3 separate regions of the Mus musculus genome follow, and regions 2 and 3 are each linked to region 1. Evidence: chromatin contacts called from ENCODE Hi-C or POLR2A ChIA-PET data. All regions are on one chromosome and are shown on one strand. Each heading gives the region's core, a stretch centred on a gene start or an enhancer-like site at or near the end of the contact. The rest is flanking DNA. Distances are from core to core; before and after follow the strand shown.

Region 1 (3,279 bases), core at 295-2,794:
TAAAAACAGCAGCTAAGTGAAATTACACAGGCTCTGGTGGAGTCATCGGTGGCCTGGCTATGAGGGTCTGGCCTCTTTGATTTGCTAAGTTAGACTAACTGTTCACTGATGGTGTGAATAGATGTAAGAGCAGGGAGAAAACCATGGATGGTGACGTCATTTGTGGAGACAATTGGTAAAAGGGGGGGGGGTGACCCTGGGAAGTTCAGCCTAGTACATGTTAAGTGTGAGACACTAGTCACCTCCACAGGGATGACAAATGACAGCTGGTTAAGAAAGCCAGAATCCCTGGGGAAAGTCCTCGCTTGTAGATTAGGTTTGTGAGTTACCTGTGTGCGGATGGTGTAACTGCTGACGATGGCGCTAAGAGGGATCACCCAGAGAGGAAATAGATGAACCACATCATAGAAAGTGGAGCAGAGCCTTTTTAGGGCTGGGGTGTACCTCAGTGGGCAGGGTGCTTTTCTAGCACGCACAAAGTCCCATGTTAGATCCCCAGTAGTGGCACATGCCACTCCGGAGGTGGAGAGAGGGCTTGGGGAGTGAGATTATTTGGAAATGGTAGGCTTTATCTTCCTTCCATGTAACTTTCAAACTCCTGGCTTTCCATTCTCCACCAGCACCAACTTCATGTCATCTGAGGTGCTATTTCAATATTGATGGCGTCTACTCATAAATGTCAACTTAGAGTCTGGTGTCAGGCATGAGCTGAGGTCGAGGCGGGCTCTTCTCAGCATCTATAAACCATTTCACACCACTTGAGCCTAGGATCAAGCTGTTACAGGTGCCCTTTCTCCTCCCATCTATCAGTCCCAGCTACAAACAAAGTTTCTCTCCAGCCTTTGCTGGCTTCAAGAAAGGCTGGATAATATACCGGGGGTGGGGGAATTGCATTTCAGAGTAAGATGTGTTCCTGTCTTCATCTACCATTTGTTAGGGGTGTGACCTTGGGCAAAACTCACTAACAGCACAGTGCCTAGTTCCCCAATCTGTAAAACGGGGTTAGTAAAATCCATATGCTATATTGGTGTGATATTAAGAAGGGCTGACTTTTGTAATGGCTTAGCTTCAGGGATCCGCTGACTCGTTGAGCTACAATTAAGATGAGAATCACGGTGCTTCAGACTTGTCACAGGGCAGTGGCAGCCCCTCACATGATCCCCAGATACCAGATTATGGCGTGTGCTGCTACGATCACTTGTCTTTCCAGTCGCCCAACATCTCTTGGGTCCGCGATCACGCGCCCCCCACCCGAAGCTGAGCCTGACGCGGCGGTGGCTCATGCGCCCTGGAGTCCCGAGCTCTAGCCACGGAACACACGTCCCAACTCTGGCGCCCAGCTCCGCCCCTAGCCTCGGGCGCGTCTCTCCCGCCGCCTGCTTGGGTGCTGGAGCAGCCGCGCCCGCGGGCTCTAGGCGCTGATTGGCTGTGGACCGCGGGCGGACAGCCGAAGAGCGCACACACCCTCTTCCCGCAGCCAATGAGCACATCCACGTCACTGTCCGGGGCGGCCCAAAGAGCCGGCAGCCCCTCAATAAGCCACATTGTTGCACCAACTCCAGTGCTGGAGTCTCAGGACACCACAGGCTACCCGGAGTTGTTCTGCTTTGGAGATCCGAGGGCAGGAGCATCACGCCAGTGACTCTGATAGGTGCGATCGCCGGATTGGAACAGAACTGTCATTTTTTTCCGAAGTTGAGCCTTAGTGACCCAGTGAGTGAAGTTAGCGACGGGACGCTAAGCAGCTAGACCGGTCGGCAGGAGTGAGACTTAGGGTACCTTCTAGTAGTTGTGATTAAAAAAATTGAAAAAAAGAAAAAAAAAAACCCTGTTTCTGGAAACTTGAGGCCCTCAGCTGGTGAGCCATCGTGGTTAAGCTTCTTTGTGTGGCTCCTGGAGTCTTCGATCCCAGCCGGACACCCGGGCCTGGTTTCAAAGCGGTCGGACAGCGCTGCCTGCTCCATCGGTAGCGCTCGAGCCTCGGTTTCTCTATTTGGCCCCGACTCGCCGCAACAAGATGATCGCCTCGCATATGATCGCCTGCTTATTCACGGAGCTCAACCAAAACCAAGTGCAGAAGGTAAGTCGGCACGGGCGGGAGCTTCTGGCTCGCTTCGGACCAAGTTGCGTGCTCTCCCGGAATCTGGAGCACGCAGAGGACCTGCTTCCTCCTCCTTCGGGGCTGGAGACGTGGAACCAGTCTGGGTAGCTGGGAAAGTCCTGCGCGCGAGAAGCCACGTCTGCTAGGCACCCTCGTGGCCCGACCGCTCACCATCGATAGTCCCACCTACCCGGGACCTGCGCGCACCCTCCCCACCCTTAGAGCCCCTAATTTCTTGATGGGACGGCCGCCCTGCACGTAGTCTGAGACTGCTGCGCCCACGTGGGAGGAGCCCCCTTCTGCAGCCCCGAGTTCCGGCAGGAGCACGTGGGGAAGAATCCTGCTTAGGGGAGGAGGCGGGGTGGAAGCGTGTAGCAGCTGGGGCCCGGCCCTCTTGAATTTAAGGATGTGTTGAAGAGGCCTTCGGTTCCTCGTGGCGCTCCTTGGGGGTGGATCGGGGGTGGGGTGGGGGAGAGAGCCACCCAGGAAGGAGCGGGAAAGGGCGCAGAAAGACTAGCCTGCCGCGCCCCCTCCCCGGAACTGAACTGCCCGGAACTGAGGCTCGAAAGGGGCGCCCCCTCACAGCAGACCTTCCTGGGGACCGCCCCGCCTCGTCCCCGTGTCTGGCCGCCGAGTTGAGGGCGGATTTTGGATAGTATGTTCTGATTTGGAACTAAAAGTTACACGGAATGGACTCATCTTCCCACCCCACGATCCCCAGAGTTCTTTTTTTTCTTTTTTGTTTTTGTTTTGTTTTCTTGGTTTCTGAAAATGAACCTTTAGTCGCTCTGACCTTCCTGAGCCCACCTCACTCTGCCTTCCCGGCAAACTCCAGTTCTCTCGGCGCGCCATTTACATAAGAAAGCGCCTCCGGCCCTGCTTGGAGCCTCACTCTCCTCTTCGGGCTAGAGAGGTGGGGGTGGACCGGAGCCAGGCCCGGAGCGCTCTAACTCCCAGGAGAATTGAGTTTCTAAAATACCCAGGATTACGGGATTGGTTCCTACCCTAGTCCAGGATTTAGGAGAGGGAATGGTCTAGTATGGGGCAGGGGCCGAGGGTGGGTGCTGTCCAGAGGTTTGTGTTAGAGCTCAGTTACACATTTGAAATTACAGTGTCTCACAGGAACAAATTTTAGGGAAAGTGCCTTGACCACGTTCCAGCCCCCTCCCCCCTCTTCT
Region 2 (3,279 bases), core at 547-3,046, 120 kb after region 1:
TTTTTCTTAAGTACACAGTAGAGAGCACTCAAGACAAAGGTCCTAAGGAAAACTCTGGTACAATGTAACTCATCGCTCCTCCCCTGGAGCTTTTAATTCTGGCCAAAACTCATTTTGTTCCAGTGGGGCCTCTGTGTATAGACCCAGTTAAAGTTTATTGCTTAAATTTGGAAGTAAATGATTTCAGGTTATTATGCAATGAGCCCTTGGCTTCCCCTTATTCCACAGGTACACTGTGGAACAGTCTGTGGCTCACTCATAGCTGTAAATAAAATTACTTACCTGCATCAATAGTACAGGCATTATGACTAAACATTAATATTTATATAAAGCAATTAACTAGGTACACAGTGTTCTTATTATGCCTTATATTAAAAATTTAGTGTGTGTTGGATGCATTTGTTGGTATAAAGGCCCAAGGTCCACAAGCTCACTGATTTGGTTCGGCTAGCTTAGCTGGCCAAAGAACTTAAGCAATCCTGTTCTCTTAGTGCAGAAGTTACAGGAGTTCTATCACACTAGCCTTTTACTGTGTTCTGGTGATTCGAACTCAGGTCCTTGATGAGCAGCATACACTTTACTGAGTTGTCTCTCTTGCCTATTGCGAATATTTGCCACACTTCCATGCCAGATCTCTGGTTCGGTATGAGAACTCATAGGTAAGAAGAGGCAGGGAGAGGCTTCTTGGAGATCCTTTGCAGAGGCCGGCGAGGTCAAAGCGATTTTCTGTTTTAAAGATAGGGCCTTACTATGTCGTCCTCGCTGGCTTGGGAACTCCCTCTGTACACCAGGCTGGTTTCAAAGAGCATGATGTGCTTTTGCTACTTGAGTGCTTATATTAAAGGCGTGCACCACCACACCTGGTAAAAGTTATCTTAATCTTAGTCATTCTCATTCTCTCAAGAAGGTGCAGTGGAATTTTCCATAACTATGCAAAAAAACAGATAGTAAAATGTTGAGAAGCAGCTAGACGATCAAATTGTTTTCTAAAGGAGACATTAATTTTTTTCTCATCAATTTTTGTTTTTGTTTTGTTTTGTTGGTTTTGGTTTTTTCGAGACAGGGTTTCTCTGTGTAGCCCTGGCTGTCCTCGAACTCACTTTGTGGACCAGGCTGGCCTCGAACTCAGAAATCCGCCTGCCTCTGCCTCCCAAGTGCTGGGATTAAAGGCGTGTGCCATCACCGCCCCGCCAATTTTTGTTTTTGAAAAGTTACTTGTCATGATAATGTTTTGCCAACACTACATACTAGTATTTTAAAACATAAACCCTATGCAATTAATGTTCCTAGAGAACACAGTTTTTAGTTTTGTTGTTTTGAGTAAGGAGATCAGTGTTCTGAGCTAACCCTTGTTTGACCAACCACAGACAAAACTTGCTCTCCGTGTCTGCACGCCTTTTTTGCAGTGGTTTCCTCCCACTAAACCGCACTTCCAATTCTGCCCGTCAAACGTCCCATTCCACCTAAAACATGATCCCCGGCGCTGGCCCGGGTCTGTCGCTGCGCGGGGCAGCGTTGTGGGGACACCCACGGGTTCCCCTCCTGTTGGCCTAGAGGTTAAACTCAGCACCTACTGAGGCTCTAGAGAAGCATCCGGACTTCCGGCTCAGCTAGGCCACGCCCGGCCGCTTCCAGGCTGTGGCCGCCCGGAAGAGTACATCAGACCCCGGAGTCAGAGGGGGCGGTTCTGGCGCGCCACGCCTAGTGAGGGTGGGGCCACGCCCACACGGAGAGGCGTGGTCTCTACCCGGCGCGGGAAAGGGGCCGAAATCGCGTGCGCGCGCTCAGTCAGCGACCGCGCGCCACACGTTTCGGGAGGGGATGGCGGCAGCGGCGGCTGCTGGGAGCGGGACGCCCAGAGAGGAAGAGGCTCCCGGAGGGGAGGCAGCGGCTTCGCAGGCCCAAGCCCCGACGAGTGCACCCGGGGGAGTTCGCCTCTCGAGGCTGCCTCTGGCGAGAGTAAAGGCCTTGGTGAAGGCAGACCCTGACGTAACGCTGGCGGGACAGGAAGCCATCTTTATCCTGGCGCGTGCCGCGGTGCGACGGGGAAGCAAGGGCGCCTGGGTCGGGGAAAGGGGCGTGGCATCTAGGGGGCGTGGCGCTAGGGGGCGTGGCGGGCCCTGGTACGCCGACCTGACTTGACTGAGACCTAGGAAGGCCTCTGTGGGCCCCGTTTGAGTTGGTTAGCCACTCTCCTCTTCACGAGGACCCACGCAAATTTAGTTTGCATGGCTCCCACGGCTCACACAGAACTTGAAGGGGATCCTAATGAATGAGTAGGGTGGATTTGGAGATATTAGAGCAGGGGGATTGGAGCTATGGAGAGGGATAGCAGAAGTATTTTCATAAGTTCAGTACAATGGTAGCTTCTAGAACTTTCCTGTGTGGTAGAGTTCCCCCTTTACCCTTCTTGTCCACGTCTACACAGGATTGCTCATCTCAGTGGGCTAGAGTCCACTAATCTCTGCTTGCTTTTTTTTTTTTTTGTTGCAGGAACTGTTCGTGGAGACTATCGCAAAAGATGCCTACTGCTGTGCTCAACAAGGAAAGAGGAAAACTCTCCAGAGGAGAGATTTGGGTAGAGTCGCTGTGGTACCCCAGGGTGGACAGGGGAGCTATGGGCTGGGCTTTCTTATAGCTGTTTCACAAGGCATCATTGAAGCAAGGGGAAATTTGGCTTTTGGTTTATTTGTCTACCTGGTAACCCTTCCACATGTGTAAGCCTTTAGAGACTGTACCTCTCATTCCCTTCTATGCTGCCAAACTCTTTTTCTAGTATCTTTTTTTTTTGTTTTTGTTTTTCGAGACAGGGTTTCTCTGCAGCCCTGGCTGTCCTGGAACTCACTCTGTAGACCAGGCTGGCCTCGAACTCAGAAATTCACCTGCCTCAGTCTCCCAAGTGCTGGGATTAAAGGCGTGCACCACCACGCCCGGCCTTGTTCTAGTGTCTTTAGAGTAGAGAGAAAAGTGAATTTTGGAATAAGACAGGATTGTAGGATGCCTTGAACAGCATTTTCGCTGGCTTTTGAGGTGAGACAGTTAAAAGAATAGTGAGTGTAAAGATGGATCTTAGGACCTCTGGGTTACAGTTTGTAAGTGATGTCATTTGCATAAAATTCCATGTTGGGTCTGATGTCTGAATGGCAAGAGCCAATCAAGTATCCCTTTACCTTGTGTTTCAGATAATGCAATAGAAGCTGTGGATGAATTCGCTTTTCTAGAAGGTGAGTTCACTGCCTGCACAGACTATTTCTCTGTTGATGATGTGAGCTTCAAACC
Region 3 (3,279 bases), core at 361-2,860, 110 kb before region 1:
ATACACATATTGGATGCTAGCCTGAGCCGCACGAGACCTTGTCTCAAACAAATAGGAAAAAAAAAAAAAAAAGACTAACACTTATTGAGCCTTCACTGTATGTAGGCATGATAGACATATCTCATTTAATCTCATAAATGAGTAAGTATCACTTGGTAAGATTCTCTTATCCCATTTTATTATTTTACTTTTTATCGTTGTTGTATAAGAGAAAGTCTCACTCTGGAGCCCAGGCTGGTCTGAAACTCACTATGTAGCCCCAGGTCGAACTTGTAGCAGTCCTCCTGCCTCAACCTCTCAAGTGCTGGGATTTCATAAACAATCTTCTCAAACCCATCTTGTAGATGAAAACTGAGGCAGAGAGAAAGGAAGTGACTCACCCCAAGTCCCCAAACAGTCCACGCCCAGATGTTCAGGTGCAGAGCACATTTCTTTTTTCAGTTCTAAAGGACTGTGTATACTATCTCAATTAAAGGGAGCCACAGAGGCTGTGGCCATAACTCCGCTAGTAGAATGCCTTCATAGCATGTACCGAGCCCTGGTTTACTATCAGGTGCCACGTAAACTGGCAATGGTGGCATGAACCCCTAATTCCACTCTCAAGGTCAGCTCAAGGTCATCCTTGGCTACATAGTGAATTTGAGGCCAGCCTGGGGTACCTGAGACTCTGTCTCACGAAGACTCTGTTATTTCCAGGTGGCAGGTGTGGAGCTAATGCACACAAAGGTAACTTCAAGATGACAAACTAGCGATAGTTGGTGTTAAGACTCCAACTCAGTGCCCTCCGTGAGCCACCACGCGAATGCTGTCCTTTAAATACTTCTGTAATAGCTGCTTAGGTTTGGAAAGAGTTCCTCGCTCACAGTAAGCTGGTAGAGTAACCAGCTATGCTGTGATGACCCACAAGTGATGTCTACTGGTCATTCTGAGCAATGCAGACAGGGCGGAGCAGGCTGTAATGGAAATCTCAAGGACATTGCTGTAGTAGGGGTAGAAAATCTGTTCTGAATGAGCCGCCCCAACTACAAGCTTTGGTGGCGAATGTTACCTTACACTTCTGAATAGCATTTGTGGTGTAGGAGTTCATCAACAGGAAATGTGGCCAGGCTGATGAACTGAGGCAGGAGAACTGCTGGGAGTTCAAGGCCAGTTTGGACTAAATGGAGAGACTGGGTCAGAAGAGGCATAAGGGGGTTCAAAACAAAGAAGAGGAAGAAGGAAGGAGAGGAGAGGAGAGGAGAGGAGAGGAGAGGAGAGGAGAGGAGAGGAGAGGAGAGGACAGGATAGGACAGGACAGGACAGGACAGGAGAGGACAGGAGAGGACAGGAGAGGAGAGGAAGGCAGGGAAGGAGGGAGGATGGGAGAGAGGTGAGAGAGCTAGATTCTGTCTGTTGACAGCTATTGAGCTATCGTTCTTTTCAGAACAAGCATATCTAAAGGGCAAGCATAAATTGGAATATCTGCTACCCTGCTCTGAGTCCTCCCTCCAGGCCCGATGGCCCAGTCGGCTGCATTGAAGGAAGTGCGCATGGCCAACGCGCGAGGGCGCTCGGGGTTGTGAGTAACTTGAGCATCAGAATACTGAGTCAGAAACTTGTGATACAAAGCCTCACTCTTCTAACCTTCACCAGTTTAGGTCCACTGGAAAGGCCACCGGAGCAGGCTCGGTGGGTCCTGCAGACCTGCAGCGCAGGTTGGGCCCTAGGCCAGTGCGGGAGCAGCATTCTTTGCCCAGCGGGTAGGACGCCTTTGCGGGTGGGTTGGGTGTGGGGGACTGTGAGCAGAGGCTGAGTGATCAATAGCCTGCGTGGTTATGAGGCTCTCTCCTCCGCCCTCCTGCCAGCTCCAGGGCCAGTCCTGCGTGCTTCATAAAATTTTATGTAACCTTGCCAACAGCCACTGAGATCTGAGCATGTCCGCCCTCCGTGCTGCCACTCCTGGGGACCACAAGGTCATCTGCTTGGGACCTCCAAGAGTGGGCTACTGTGGCGTTCCCCTGACTGGCTGGCTGGCCCCTTAGTGCAGGCCCCTGGAGAGGCAGAGAAGATGGTTTGGGGTCCTGGTCTTGAGACTTTTTATTTTAGACCAGGCAGTGTTGATTAATTTGCACCCCACCTTTCCTCCTCAGGGTTCTCTGTTTCTCCCTTTAAAGACAGGATAATCGACGGGCATGGTGGCACACACTTTTGGTCCCAGCACTCTGGAGGCTGAAGCTGAGGATCTATGTGAGTTCGAGGCCAGCCTGGTTGGTCTTCAAAATGAGTTTCAGGACAGCCAGGACTACATAGAAACCCTGTCTCGAAAAACAAAAATAAGCAAGCAAGCAAACAAACAAAAATTAGGCTAATCATAGTTAAAAAGATAACAGATTTTGGTGGGAAGGATGTATGAGCAGTGACCAGGGTCAAGAGCAGTTTGCTGCTCTTCCAGAGGACCTAAGTTCATTTCCCAGCACAGCGCCCTCTCCTGGCCTCCTTACACACCTGCCTATGCACACACATAAATAAAAAAAATTGTATAAAATTTATATAAAAATTTAATAAAAATTTTTAAAAGATACCTGATGCTGAAGAGGTGTCCCTAATGGTAAACACTTGCTGCTCTTGTTGAGGGCCAGAGCTAAGTTCCCAGAACTGTATCAAGTGGCTCACAACGGTCCATATATAAGTGATTCTCAACCTTCCTAATGCTACCACCCTTTAACATGGTTCCTCATGGGGGGTGACCTCCAACCATGAAATTATTTTGTTGCTACTTCATAACTGTAATTTTGCTACTGTTATAGCAAATATCTGCGTTTTCTGGTGGTCTGAAGTGACCTTTATGAAAGGGTCATTCAACTCCCCCAAAGGATGGCCTGTGCAACCCACAGGCTGAGAATCACAGCTCTGTGGTACCTAGTAACTAATGCCTGGTTTCTGAAGGTACCTATGTGCATATGTGCATACATGCATGTGAACTTACACACACACAATAGCTAACAGACTTCAATGTGCTCTGTTCAGGAATGCTCATATTCATAAGGCAGAGATGAGCCCCAACTCAAGACGCCGTACAGAAGTTGCAGGCAAGTCCTTGGGAGGAGGGCTTTTTTTTTTTTTCTTCCCTTTGTCTTTTTTCTGTTTTTTGAGACAGGGTTTCTCTGTATAGCCCTGGCTGTCCTGGAACTCACTTGTAGACCAGGCTGGCCTCGAACTCAGAAATCCTCCTGCCTCTGCCTCCCGAGTGCTGGATTAAAGGCTGAGAAGGGCTTTTGCATGTGGATTTCTTTCTTAGAT

The links. A loop is a pair of places that touch in the nucleus more often than their neighbours do. ChIA-PET counts read pairs that join two places held with the same protein, here RNA polymerase II (POLR2A).
Region 2: a loop to region 1 is called in a map of regulatory T cell, with 3 times the contacts of the local background. The contact joins the promoter of Pole4 here to the promoter of Hk2 in region 1. A Hi-C loop is called at or near these places in 3 of 37 maps with a recorded cell type or tissue (T-helper 2 cell, regulatory T cell and v-Abl transformed pro-B cells). POLR2A ChIA-PET finds 5 or more read pairs at or near these places in 2 of 5 experiments (both embryonic stem cell).
Region 3: POLR2A ChIA-PET joins it to region 1 with 28 read pairs in embryonic stem cell. The contact joins the promoter of 2310069B03Rik here to the promoter of Hk2 in region 1. POLR2A ChIA-PET finds 5 or more read pairs at or near these places in 3 of 5 experiments (Patski and embryonic stem cell).

What each region holds. Positions count from the first base shown.
Region 1 is chr6:82,772,719-82,775,997 of GRCm38, reverse strand. It overlaps Hk2 (hexokinase 2), which reads left to right and starts at 1,544. Exons shown (of 18, transcript NM_013820.3): 1 at 1,544-2,080. The coding sequence starts at 2,018.
Region 2 is chr6:82,651,382-82,654,660 of GRCm38, reverse strand. It overlaps Pole4 (polymerase (DNA-directed), epsilon 4 (p12 subunit)), which reads left to right and starts at 1,796. Exons shown (of 4, transcript NM_025882.3): 1 at 1,796-2,037; 2 at 2,494-2,578; 3 at 3,183-3,224. The coding sequence starts at 1,822.
Region 3 is chr6:82,880,184-82,883,462 of GRCm38, reverse strand. It overlaps 2310069B03Rik (RIKEN cDNA 2310069B03 gene), which reads left to right and starts at 1,610. Exons shown (of 4, transcript NR_040520.1): 1 at 1,610-1,694; 2 at 2,154-2,226; 3 at 3,007-3,068.